Regions from separate parts of the Homo sapiens genome. Here region 2 is linked to region 1. A link is a contact called in ENCODE Hi-C or POLR2A ChIA-PET data. All regions are on one chromosome and are shown on one strand. The core of a region is the stretch at or near the end of the contact, and the rest is flanking DNA. Distances in the headings are between cores, read along the strand shown.

Region 1 (6,760 bases), core at 2,160-4,659:
TGTTTGTGGTGTATCTGTGTGTGTGTTTATGGTATCTGTGTGTGTGTATGTGTAGTGTATCTGTGTGTGTGTTTGTGGTGTCTGTATCTGTGTGTGTGCGCGTGTGTCTGTGTTTGTGGTGTTTATATCTGTGTTAGTGTGTGTGTGTGTGGTGTGTGTGTGTGTATGTGCGTATGTCTGTGTTTGTGGTATTTGTATCTGTGTGTGTGTATGTGTGCATGTGTGTGTGTGTATGTGTGTGTGTGTGCAGCTGTCCCCTCTTCAGATGCCTCCAGAGCAGAACCTGCCCTCCATCACCCTCAGCTCAGCGCCCTGCCCTGCGTGGAAGGAACTGAGACAGTCACAGGCCTGTTCTCCAGCAGCCTGCCTTCTGAGCAGCACTGGGAGGTAACCGACAGCGGTGCCGGCACCTCCGGCTGTCCCTGACGGGAGCAGCCCTGCTTGATTCAATCCCGCACCTCACGCCCTGTCCTCTGGCTGCCCATTCCTATATCCGCTATCCTGGAAATGGCATTCTCCTTTGCTCAGATTTCCATTAGCTGGAGCTGAGAAGTCAAAAGTCACTGATGATGTTTTGTTCTTTGCCAGCTGGTGAAACCCCCTTTCCTCTTGCTATCTAGTGAGTCCCTCTAATTTATTCAAAAGTAGCTACTGAGCACCTACTATGTGCCAGGCAAATACTGGGCACTGCACCTACTGGAGACATAGGGCAGACCCTCACGACCTCCCCTGACAGGTGTTTAGCTTCCATTGCCAACGGTCAAACACTAACTCCATGGTCTCTTAGAGAAATATGCAACTGCGAAGTTCTCACGGGAGAAGTCCTGAGCACACTGCAAGGCATCCTGGGACCACAGTCTCAAGGGTCACAGAGGAAGGGACTTCGGGGCTGAGACCTGCAGGAAGTGAGGGAACTGCAGGCCTGTCCTCACCCAGGGGAGGTGGAGCCCCCAGACGCTGTGGTAAGACAGTGCGGAGGCTGGGGTGGCAGGGACTGTGGTCTATCTGAAGGATGGGGGGCACCCAGAGTGGGGCTCAGGAACAAGAGTCAGGCTCTGACCTGACACCCTGTGGCTACAGGGAATGGGTAGGCAGGAGAACAGAGCACAGTGGGGATGGAATCGCAGCAGGGAGGCCACCGCATGATCCTAGCTGGCTGGCAGGACGTGAATGCCACTATGGAGGGTGGGAGAGGGACCAGCGTGAAGGTCAAGTCAGCAGAACCACGGGGAGTTGGGGTAGGAGGAGGCGCAGCTTACAGAGACGGTGCCCCTTGCAGGCACAACCACTAGCAAGTCCCGGGGGCACCGTTCCTTGAAATAGGAAGACCCGCTCGCTCCAGGCAGAGCTGCCTGAAGGGCAAGCACCCAGAGTGGGGAAGGAAAGAAGAGCCCCGAAGAGGCAGGAGAAAGGCCCACTTTGAGAGCTCACAAGGGGACAGAGACCTCAGAGATAACAGGGGAAATGGAAAACTGGGACAGATGGTGCCCATGCAGCCACAGGGCTCCTGGTGGGAGACGGGGGCAGAGGGGGCGGGGGCGCTCAGGGAGAGGGCCGATGCTGGGAGGCAGAAGGGTGAAGATGAATGGGAGACGAAGACCAGAGGGAGAGGCCACATAGACAGAGACAGATGTATTACTCAGGGTAGGACTGCTTCTTGGTGTTTCTTTTCTTTCCTTTTTTTTTTTAAATATTTTTTTTCTTTTTCCTTTCTTTTTAAGATATGAAATTCCAGATCATGGGAGGGAGAGTTTGAAGAAGGAAGAACCACCAATAGAAAGCGGTCCCCAAAGAGGTATCGGGGATGGCACCCAGACAGGAGCACATGTACCACTGCCCAGAATGTGCATTTCACTAGACAAGTGACCACAAAAGGCAAGTGGGAGCTAAACCCTGCCTCTACTCGCTCACAGAGCCACAGGTCCTGGCGCTGGCTGCATCTCCCTACTCACCTGGTTGATGAGGCCCCTTTTTCTAATTCACACAAAAGCACCCTGAGCTAACAGCAGCTCCAGACCTGCAGAATAGGTAAGCAGACAGATGGGCAAAGGGCCAGGCACTTCCTCACCCTAACCCCCAGCCCTGGCCTCCGGGAGAGCAAACCAAAGCCCAGACCCTGACAGAAGAGCCTGAGGAACTGGCACCGTGGCTCACAGGGAGCTGGTCTTCCCTGGGACACCAGGATGCAGCTAAGAGTTTCTCAAATCTCAGGAGTTTGAGTCCAAAAGCCTCCCTGGAGAATGAATGTCCACAAAATATATCTTACAGAAAGATGCTCTTTGAAGGATTGCAGGATGTGGTGAGGTCATTATCTACAGAGGTCAAAGGTTGAGACATGAGGATGGAACACTTAACACTTAATATTAGAAATCCTGTGTTTCAAACACCTTTCTCAGAAACGCCGGCCTGCGCAAATATCTTAATACATAAACTAATGCACTAGTGACACATTAAATTTATTACCACACGCTTTAAAAATGGAAATTAAATGTTCCTGATTATGCTGTGTTTTAAATGCTTTTCTCACAGGAGAAAAAAGTGCATTTGGGGTTGACATTTGCTTAAGCAGAATAACTAAAAACAAAGAGGATTAGCATACATTCTATCTCAAACAACAGAACCAGATGTCTGGAGTCTTCATGAATTCACTGTCCACATAAAATGTCCCACACCTCTGGGTTCAGGGATCAGAATAATTTGGATTAAATATTCAGGATTTTTGTCTCTTGTGAAGAGGAAACATGTTGGCATAAACCAAAAACTGGCCAAGGCCAAGTGGTGAGCTCAAGAGACAGGAGGCGCATGTGGACAGAGGTGTGAAAAAACCCAGTGGTTCTCTCTGAAGATGAGTATCTCCTCCATGTCCCTTCCACTCCTGGGGCCGCTAACAGTCACTTGACAGACAAGCAAGGATCAGGTTAAGCCTGGGCTGCTGGTGATAAAATGAGCGCCGGTGGGCAGCGCCCTGCAGTCCCGGCGGCCGATCTGTGTGGCTGCCCTCACTGGCCACATCACTCACCTCTGACCTGAATTCCACCCACCATTGTGCCCTGGAGAAAATTCAGGTTCAAGGAAAACAAGCACTAGTCATGTTGCCTAAGGCCATTCTGATTCAGGAAGTCACCTGTGATCCCCTTGACAAAACTATCACTGTTCTTCTCCCTCAGTTTTCACTGTGACTTGAAAATGCCCACTCCTCCCAGAAGTTCAAGGAACTGGACCCCCGGACATGAGCCCAAGGTTCGCCGGCTTCAAAGATCCTGGCCACACACCAGTGAGCCTGGCAGAGGCAGGCTTCTGGTCCTCTTTCCCAGTGATTTCCTGCTGGCCTGACACCAAACTCCACTTTCCCTGAATGACTCTAATAAAAGTTTATCAAAACTCCGATGACTGCAAAAGAAACTGGAGATCCGAGGGCAGTCCCAGCTCGAAGCACTGAAGGATCGGCTGGCAACCTTTGCACTGGCACTCCCAGCCTGAGAGTGACTCCAATCTAAACAGCCCTAATTGGACCTCCCCGTGGTTTTCAATTAAAGTGTAAATTGGGAGGGCTGTTAATTTAGGAGAAGATGGGTCCTGGGTCAGCTGAAAATCGCTCTGTCTGCAGAGGCCACATCTCATTAACGTTCTGGGTTGGGGTTTTTGTCCTGCTACTGTTTGCCAGAAAGGGGGGTAGTTCACACCAGAAGAAAGCTGGAGGTCCCTGCAGATCCCTAGGAAGGCTCATTCTCTAAAACATTCTTCAGGCTCAATTCACATTCTCCTTTAGAACAGTGGAAATGAATCAAGATAATTGTTTTTTAAAAGTCTAGTGACATAAGGTAGCTGGACGATGAAGCAGGTCTGTTCACCTAAGCTCTACCGCGTTTACGGGCAGTCTGCATGGATCAGGGAGTGAGACGGTCAAGTTCTGAAGGTGACTTCCCCTTGGGCTGGAGGCGGGGCCTCAGTCACAGTTGTTTCCTGGCAGCCCTCCTGGCCAGCCAAGTGCCAACTGTCACCAGCCCGAGGTGACTGATTCATTCCTTCTGCCAGCAGCAGGTCAGCTGCTCAGAAACGTGTCAGTGCAGGATTAAAAACAGTGAGTGTGAGGCGGAGTGTAGGGGCGGAGAAATCACTTAAATGACAGAACTCAGGGGAGCAAGTCTGCACAAATGAAATCACCTTCTTAGGGAGACCAGCAGGGAAGACCCAGAACAGGCAAAGATTAGCACACAACACGGGCAGAGGGAGTTACGCCTACCGCCTGCATGTTCCTCTAAACTTCTAATCTGACCCCACTCTCCATCCAGGAGTGGGCTCTCAGCAATGTTCACAAAGGTGACGGGCAAGAAAACCATCATGCACTGTACACAGGGGCAACTGTCACACACATTCTCCACCACGATCACTGTCATCCCCATCATTATCACCACCATCATGATCAACATCAAACTAAAACCAACCCAGACAGCACTGCCCCAACGCATGCAAATACACGCTGATAGAAACAAAATAGGAAAATACGTACCCTGCCCCTTGTGGTTGACTTCTTTGGCAGCGATGACTTTGTTTATAACAGTCTGAAGGAAGTCATTCTCCCCTGCCACCCTGGGTGAAAAACGGGATGACATGTTCAGCGGCTTGTGTCGAATGGCGTCGTCCAACGCGAGCCTGGAGGGCACGGGACGACCAAGACCACAGGAGACAAAGGGGCACAGAGACCCATGGGCCACGGTAACAAGGGAACATAAGAGATCATCGTCACCGAGTGCGAGAGGGAGGCATCATGAGTCAACGCACGACAAAGGATGGGAGAGGTGACAAGAGAAACAGGGAAAAGCATTGATCAGGAAAATGCTGAACCACGAGAGGGAACAGAGCAAATGAGGGCAACCCTCTCCCCAGGAATAAACGTGCACCAGGCCTCCACTGCATCTCCATCAGACTCTTGTGTTTAAAAAAAGGAGCTTGTCTGAAAGCCACATGGTTGAAAGGCATTTAATCCCAAAGAATGTTTATGGCCATTCCTCCAATTTCAATTAATTCTGAACATAGCATAGGTCAAGGGGCAGGTTGATCTAAAGGGAAAAGCAAAATCAAGATTTAAAAAAAAAAAAATCCCTGGAACCTAACTGCTTGCAAAGGCTTTCTACTCTACCCTCCTGGACTACGTACACAATAGTCCCTCAAGTGACTACATGTGAGAAGAATGGTACCGTGTGTGGAGAACACCACTGCCTAGTCCCACGTGTGGCGCTGTTATGAACACAGACCACCCACGTTTTCAGGGCCCATGAACCAGGAGCCTGTGACAGATGCTGCGCTGTACGAGAGACTGGCTACAAACGGGGGGCATATGCCCAAATAGAAATACCATGTAGCACAGCGAAGTGCACTATGAAATGAGCAAGAAAATAGACAGCATGGCCATAATGTTTAAAATCAATCCTGGGAACAAGGACAGTGCTATCCATCACTTGAGCCACATGACTCGAGGGAACTGAAGACTGTTGTCATTTACGTCACCAAGTTAAAAAAGACAGGGAGGGAGGGAGATGTGCAATGTGCTTCCTTCTCTAAAACCAACCCTGTGAGATAATAAATCAGTTTTAATGGAGCAAAAAATGGTTTCATTAGCACGACATTTCCCAAAGAACTGGTTTCACTGCTTATTTTGCTATTAAAAATCATGCTGTTCTTTTGTTTCCAACACTTCAAATATTCATCTGTCTATTAGTCTTCCTTTAATGGAGCATGGAGTCACAAATTACATAAGAGTTACACATGGAATAACATATTTTTCAAGTGGACATTCCACTACAAGATAGAAAAAGATGGCGTCAAAGCACAGGCAATCTCAAACAACTCATAACATGTTCTGTGAAAATCAGTGAATCTAAAACTAATAACCTCCCTAACCTTTCAAACAATCCCTCAGGTTGGGTTTGTTTTTGTTTTTGTTTTTGTTTTTGACTTTTCACAGAGGACACTAGCAGGCAACAGGTAATTTCAACTTAGTGTTACATCTGGGCATCAAGAACCTCTGAGGTCTAATATATAATACAGCATTCAAAACAGCAGGGGGCTGCATTATTTCTCATGAGAGAATGAGGCAATTTAATATTATAATTTTACAAAGGTGTATTTTATTTATGACCTCAATATCTGCCCATGTTCCATGATACTGTTCCCCTTGTTTGCTAAGGAAACTTCCAGATTCTGCAGCACTGTGTTCCCTTTATAAACTCTCCTCACTGGATGGGACTACAAAACAACATAATCCAGCAGAGCTTTCTGCAGTGCTGGAGATGTGCTATGTATGTGCTGCCCAGGACGGGGCCACTGACCTCCCCTGCTGCTGAACACTTGAAACAGGACCAATGTGACTGAAGAACTAAATGTTTAATGCTACTTCATTCTAATTACTATTATCATTGAGACAGAATCTCCCTCTGTCGCCCAGGCTGGAGTGCAGTGGCGTGATCTTGGCTCATTGCAACCTCTGCCTCCCGGGTTCAAGCGATTCTCCTGCCTCAGCCTCCCAAGTAGCTGGGATTACAGGCACCTGCCGCCACACCCGGCTAATTTTTGTATTTTTAGTAGTTATGGGGTTTCACCATGTTGGCCAGGCTGGTCTCGAACTCCTGACCTCAGGTGATCCTCCTGCCTCGGCCTCCCAAAGTGCTGGGATTACAGGCATGAGCCACTGCGCCCAGCTCATTTTAAGTATTTTAAATAGCCACATGGAGCTAATGGTTACCATATTGGACAGGAGAGT
Region 2 (6,760 bases), core at 1,213-3,712, 140 kb before region 1:
TCAATCAATGGGGAAATCATAAAAAATTGACACGTACCTAACTTAAACATGTTATTTTAATTTGAATCGCATGAATTGAAATCTCCCATTTGAATGATTTCAAGTTAGGGCAGCCTTTAGAGGTGAGGCCCAGACGTTTTCTTTGAATGTGGCACCCCCACTACAGTTTCAAATGATCTGCCATGAGCCACACCAATTTTCCTGTCTTTAAAGTGGAGCAAAGTCCTGTGGCAGAATCTGAGATCAGAATCCTTCTGAATCCATACTTGACCTGTCTCTACCTTTTTCATTGAATATTTTGTGGTACCCCACTCTTTCCAAAGCACTGAATCCACAGCAATGACTATCTTCTCATGCCTCAGTGGTTTGCATGACATTCAATAATCACATCATTTCAATAGTGAGTACTAATTGTATAAACAGGTCCAGGAACAAATCTAGCATCCTCTTGGTAAGCATGAACCTTGAGAAGTAAGGACAGAGAGTCACAGGACAAAGACAGAGAAGCCAGTTAGTTAAGGGTCCCAGCATCATGGGTGCACCACTTATGTCGTGAAAGGACAGGGCCATATGGTTAATCTAGCACATCAGCTAAGAGGGCTTATGTAATCCTATCTGACTACCAAGCACTGGTCTGTGTGATTCTGCCCTGGTGGCTGAGAGTTGCTGATACACAGGGTCACTTCCCTCAGGGTCCCACTGAGCAAAGAGAAAGGGGAGGGTGAGCAATGGGGATTGAGCTGGATGACCTCGCAGCTTGCGGTCAGTTCTGTGAGTCACCCCCAAATGTCAGAAGCTTAAGAATAGAAGTTTCTTCGGTAGAAAAGTGTTCAGAACCCAGTGAGTTCCTTGGGCAGGAGGAGTCACCTATTCAGGTGACTCAGTAGCAGTGTACATGGGTGGCCACAGCATCTCGGAAGTATAGACTCCAAGTGAGCCAGAGGGTGTCTCCAAATTTCAAAGGCTTTACAAATCTACATCCATGTCTTGTTCTCCCATGCAAACTTACAGCCAAGTCCTCCTTGAATTCCTGCATATGAATCTGTAGAAACACAATTCCAGCAGCAGGGGAAAGTATAGCTCAGGTTACAGTCCTTGCTGTCAGATCAAAGCCTGGCTCTTAGTTGCAAGGACCTGAATCCGGGAGTTCAGGAACTTTCCTGTGAGTCCCTACACCACCATTACAACCCACTTCTCCATATGCACCATGGGATGCCTGGAACACCCCGGGATTGGGTAGCTTAAAGGAATTTCAAAATAAATCTTAAAATGTCACATGACTGTGGTTGTCCCAGAGGCTTGAGAACACGTGGGGCCATCACAGCTGCCAGTGTTCACACATTGTAATGTCATACCCTGCTTTCTGGAAGGCCAAAAGCCCTGGAGGGAAATGAATTTGACCCTGCCTGTCTTGCATTTAAACACCACTTTTCACTCGAAACCCAATTACCCTCTCCGAGCAGCATAGCTATCCACCGTGTTTCCAGTAATGCCTGGCCCAGGGAGATGAAAAGGATACTGTGTTCAAGACCCGGCTGCCTGGGGCTTTAGCACCACAGGCCTGTAATAAATGGGTACCTTTGCCATGGGAGGCGGTACATATTTCTCTGTGAAAAATAATTCTGTCATGGAAATATAGAGGACTAGGGAAAAGCATCAAAAGGACAAACGGTCTTGATGCAATTTCAAGGCGGGGGGAAAACCACCAGTACGACAAGCGAAAGGTGAGAAACATCAGCCCGTGAGAGCCTGCCGCGTACCTGCAAGGTTAGGGCTGAGCTTCTCTGCCCTCTCTCTTGGGTGGGGTGTCTGTTCAGTCTCCAGGTCCTCTGGGGTTGCACTAAGGGATCATCAAGGTCCCTTCCAGATCTGAAATCCCAGGAGCTGCTTTTTACAATTATGCAAGGGATGTAACTATGGGTTTCAAGAGACTGCACAGAAGGGTAAAAGTGTGGAGAGTCACAAGGCATTCCTCAGCTGAAAAACACCTCTCCCTTATTGGCAAATCTATTGACTCAGAGCTGAGTAACACTTCTTCGGCAGAGGATTGATGGGCTTCCTCCTAGACCACTGAAACCCCAAGTACCAAACGTGATCTTTCTGACAAATTTTGAGATGGTTGACACAGCTACATCTTTTTCTAAGATGACAGACATCCCTTCGGTTGTGATGCAGACCGACTGTGCTACTCTAATTAAAACCATCTCAGCATGAAAGAAGATTAAAAGAGATTCCAGTTTCCGTTTTCTTTAGGAAAACTTTTCTGGCTTATCTTCCATATTTCTTGTCAAAATATGCCGTAATTATTTCAGAAAATGTTTTGTGGATAAATTACTAATATAATCTTTGCTCATAAGCAGCTGAAATTTCTTCTCTCCAGCCCTATTTTGGTAATTCTTTTGTCGGACTAATCTGATGAGTCACACCACGGATGATTCAGCTTTTGTTCGGATGTGGTTTCAGAAAGGAACAATGAAACATCATCGGCAAACCAGCCATTCTCTCCTTCGCTGAAATGGTTAATTTGTAACATAGTACTGCGACAAAATGGCCTGAATTCTAATGTGTACATTTTCATGAAAATAACATGGACCAACTGCAATCCAAGGGCTTTTGGAGATGAAAGCAAGATTTAAAACATAACAGGAATTCTGACTCAGATTCATTAAACAGCATCTCTCCCAGAATTTAGAATCTTCTCGTCAAGTGGTAGAATTCCTACCATCAGTTGCAAGCCCTGAGTGACCACATCCTCCCGGAGCACGCTGTGTCTGCTTCATTTCTGGATCATCACAGCCACCACACAAAGTGGCCTCAAGTGACACTAATAATTCTGCAGTGGATCAATGAGTGGGCTTGGAACCTGACTGGATGGGAACGCCACAAGGCTCCACACCACTTGTCTGACATCAGAGAGGGGGAGCTTGTGAAACGCATTGCTGTGTACTCCATGCTTTCACTGTTTGATATGATCCATGATGGTCAAGGACAGGTGGAATTTTTTTTTTTTTTTTTTTTTTTTTTTTTGAGACAGAGTCTCACTCTGTTGCCCAGGCTGGAGTGCAGTGGTGCAATCTCGGCTCACTGCACCCTCCTCCTCCTGGGTTGAAGCAATTCTTCTGCCTCAGCCTCCCGAGTAGCTGGGACTACGTGCGCGCACCGCCAATCCTGGCTAATTTTTGTATTTTTAGTAGAGATGGGGTTTCACCATATTGGCCAGGCTGTTCTCAAACTCCTGACCTCATGATCCACCCGCCTCGACTTCCCAAAGTGCTAGGATTACAGGCATGAGCCACCGTGCCCAGACAAGGACAGGTGGAATTTTAAACAACCACTTTGATAAAAATGCCTTAGCCCTTTCCATTTGGGGTCCTAAAGGGTATTAATTGAACAGGTGTTTTTCAAGGGACCTCCTAAGGACAAGTTCTGCACCAGGCCCTGGGAGACTGGGAGGAGTGTGAAGCTGCTGAAGACACCTCCATGCATGCCCCTTACCCTGGGACCCCGGGATGAGGGTAAGGACAGAGCTCTGGCGAGAGAGAGCCCTCTGTATGGAAGGTGAGAGCCACAGGTGCAAGGACGTAAAAGGCAGGCGAGGAGGAGGTGAAGGAAGCCAGGGTGCCCGACCTGGCAAAGCAGACTCCAAAGAAAACAAGATAATCGTGGAGGGAGGCCAGGTTAGGGAGGATTTGGATGGCCTCTCTAGAGCCCTCCAGGCTACGGCGTTAGGAACAACTGGCAGGAACTAGGAGGACAAACAGCCAGGGCACCCCCAAGGATGGATGGGAAACCTCGCGACCCGTGAACACTCCCCCTTAGACAGGCTGGAGAACATCCCAGTCCACCACAATCCTTGACGGCTTCTCAAGTAGGAAGCTCCAAAAGAAGGCAAGTTCCTTCCCCAAATGACTGGAGGATTTCAGGAAAGATGAGGAAAATATCTAACATTATGAGACTGAATGAAGAATTCACAAAAGTGATGGGTTGTATTTTCTCACATCATTCTTGGTAATGTATTACAACACCAATAAGACCACAAAACAGAGGGTGCAAAGAGTTCTAGATAAAATCACGCACACTGGCACTTCACTGATTCCGAGTGTATTGCAAAAAGAAAGCTGGTCAGGATAGTGCACGATCAAGACAGCCGGCAGAACCGGGCACCTCCTGACTAATGGAGACCTATTGTTAAGAGTGGTAATTGCATTTGTATGCAGAATCCGTGCCAATTCCAGCCTGTCCGGAGCCCACTTGGAGTGGAGTCTCTGCAGCCTTTGTCATTCAGCGATTATCTCTTCATGGAAGTGCCCTTTCCAGCCCTGCTTCAATGACCACCACTTGTGCATATTAAGTTCTTTAGCAGCATGAACTGAGGTGGGGGAAATTCGCCTTTTGCCTAATGTTTAGTGCTCTGTTCTTAGTATTTATGGTGAGTGACAGGGTAGGAAGATGAGAGAAAGGAATCCCTGGATAACACCTTACATACACAATGTTATTCTGGGGTAAGGAAATACTTTTGTTTAATGAAGTCAGGAAAAAAGAATGATTCTGACAGATCTCTAAATTCTTCTTGAAAATTCCCAAAGCTAATAATCCAAGTTTTTTCTTTTCTATTTGAAATCCAAAAATATATTATTTATGTCCCTCGAATATGTACGGATTTAGGTTTAGTCATTTTTACTAATGTTTAGCAATGCCTTAATTCTCTTATTTAGATGCTAGGAAACTTGTTACAGCCATTAACTGTAACTAAAACTGATTACCCATCTCAACATATTATTTGTGAAACAATTAGTTAAAATTTATTAGCAGAGAAAGGCTAATTATACTGATAGTCCCAGCCTTTGGTTATACCCCAAGGTCAAAGTTAAGGAGGCATTTACCAATGTCCAAAACAGCATGAGGGGACTACGCTGTCAGTTTCATGGGAAGATAAAGATAATTCATGTTTAGATGAGTATGGAGATTTTTCTGGGGGTAAATACGGGACGCAGTCCTGGCCACGATGTCTAGGGCTGGGTCGTATGAAATTCCATGGGGAATAGAGTGACTAGGGAATTCAGGGTGCGGGGTCCCCAGGGCAGGTTCTTCCTCACAGATAGGCGTCTTGAAAGAACCTGTTTGAGAAGGGACCTCCTGCAGGAATGCACAGGCTGACGTTTAGACCGGTCACTGGTGACACCAGATGACACACACAAGCAGCTAATGGTTTCCGTGTGTGATGAGAACTATCACTGCTACGTTTAGTGGAGATGATGCTCTCAATGGGTATCAGGATGGAGTGGGAGCTCCTGACCACATCTAGAAACCAGGGTTCCGGGCTGGTGGCCCAGGGAGGCAGGGTGGCTTTGTAGCCTTCACACCAACACTGGGAGCCCGGGACGTCACCCATGTCTCTAGACAGACGCACTCCCATCTTCAAAAGGAGACAGGCAGGCAAGGTGATGGCCCTGGGTCATGGGATCCCACTCAGGGTTGGGTTGGCCACGAGGGACTCACAGCAACCAGCTTAGAACAGGAGGACAACAGCCCTGTGTCATCTCCTTTTCAAGGCAGTTATAACACAGTTTCTGTCAAAAGTTGGAAAACTGGCTGTTCTTCACTGAGGTCAGGAACAGCAGTGTTCTGCAGGCTACGTCTCAGAAAGGACTGACTCCTCTGATTATCATGACTCGTCTTCCTGGCTTCCTAGGGGGATGGCATAAGATATGCTTCATAGACATGTGGCGGTGCTGTTAGTCATGGGGTGTCTTTCCTCATGGAGAACTTACGATGGGCAGAGGCAATCCAAATGACTTGGGTCTGCCTCTGCTCCTCGGTGGCACTATTTTATGGGATGCCAGGTTCTCTGACCCCTGTGCATCTGACCTGCCCTCAGACCCAGGCACCTAGATGAGGCTCAGGACCCAGAGCCGCAGGTGCACTCCAGAGAGTGCCACAGGTAAGATGGGCACCTAGGATGAGCTTCAGTCAAGCAAGTTCTCCAGTATGGTCACGGAAAACATCCAAGATGCATTTGGAAAGCTCAGCTCATCGTCTAACTCTAACTTTGGATCCTTCATAGTAAAATATACAGCTAGGATATCTGGCTAATGCTTTTTTAAAAAAACTATAATCATAATTTCTTGTTCATAGTATACCAGGAAAAGGGGACAGATCTTACAGTTTGAGTGTTACTATCATGGATTAGCCATTTATTCTGGTATTTGAAGCCCTACAGTGATACCATAAACATTGATTAATGCACCTACCATGTAAAATAGTGGTAAAGGAAGGATACAAAGTTACGGTGAATCATTTCTATATTTAAAGTGTTGAAAAGCCAGTTAACTACAAACCACTGATATTTTAAACTATTAGGATGAGATCCATATATATTTAATGTAGGTATATAATATAGAAATAGTATATAACAAATTCTATAGACAGAATAAATAGAATTATACAAATGTATAAATTTTAAATGAAAACAGAAAATAGGGCGGCAGCACTTTGCTGAGATTAGAAGTGAGGGGATTTGGTTCAGTTCATCAGTTTATTGTAATTCAACAAACAAATAGAGCAGGTTCAGAGCCAGCACTGTGCTAAATGCACTGCAGACAAAAGATGAATTAAACATGGTCCATCCTTCAATGAGTTCACAGACCTGGGGGAAGACAGCTACGATCCCACAGGAGACAGGCTCTCATGGAAACCTAGAGACAATGCTGCCAGAGCAGTAACTCATCCCAGAGGTGTGTGGATGAGGCAGGGGGGAGGG

Evidence for each region. Hi-C counts contacts between places; a loop is a spot of excess contacts on that map. ChIA-PET counts read pairs that join two places held with the same protein, here RNA polymerase II (POLR2A). Pooled maps may share reads with other maps.
Region 2: a loop to region 1 is called in a map of PC-9, with 4 times the contacts of the local background. The contact joins two enhancer-like sites. A Hi-C loop is called at or near these places in 1 of 168 maps with a recorded cell type or tissue (PC-9) and 1 of 50 pooled maps. POLR2A ChIA-PET finds 5 or more read pairs at or near these places in 1 of 52 experiments (HEK293).

Annotation. Positions count from the first base shown.
Region 1 is chr10:127,010,125-127,016,884 of GRCh38, reverse strand. DOCK1 (dedicator of cytokinesis 1) reads right to left here. Exons shown (of 52, transcript NM_001290223.2): 12 at 4,511-4,653. It overlaps DOCK1-AS1 (DOCK1 antisense RNA 1), which reads left to right. Exons shown (of 5, transcript NR_188215.1): 3 at 788-962; 4 at 1,722-1,875; 5 at 3,168-3,387. Among named protein-coding and RNA genes, the nearest start is that of DOCK1-AS1, 13 kb to the left of the region's middle. Within about 2 kb of position 3,409, at least 11 of the 41 ENCODE cell types and tissues checked have a DNase peak (open chromatin) inside an H3K27ac peak, as active enhancers do; they include PC-9, where a contact is called at or near this core.
Region 2 is chr10:127,144,298-127,151,057 of GRCh38, reverse strand. All of the region lies in intron 27 of DOCK1 (dedicator of cytokinesis 1), which reads right to left. All of the region lies in intron 5 of INSYN2A (inhibitory synaptic factor 2A), which reads left to right. Among named protein-coding and RNA genes, the nearest start is that of INSYN2A, 49 kb to the left of the region's middle. RefSeq lists an enhancer at 1,636-2,835. Within about 2 kb of position 2,462, at least 6 of the 41 ENCODE cell types and tissues checked have a DNase peak (open chromatin) inside an H3K27ac peak, as active enhancers do; they include PC-9, where a contact is called at or near this core.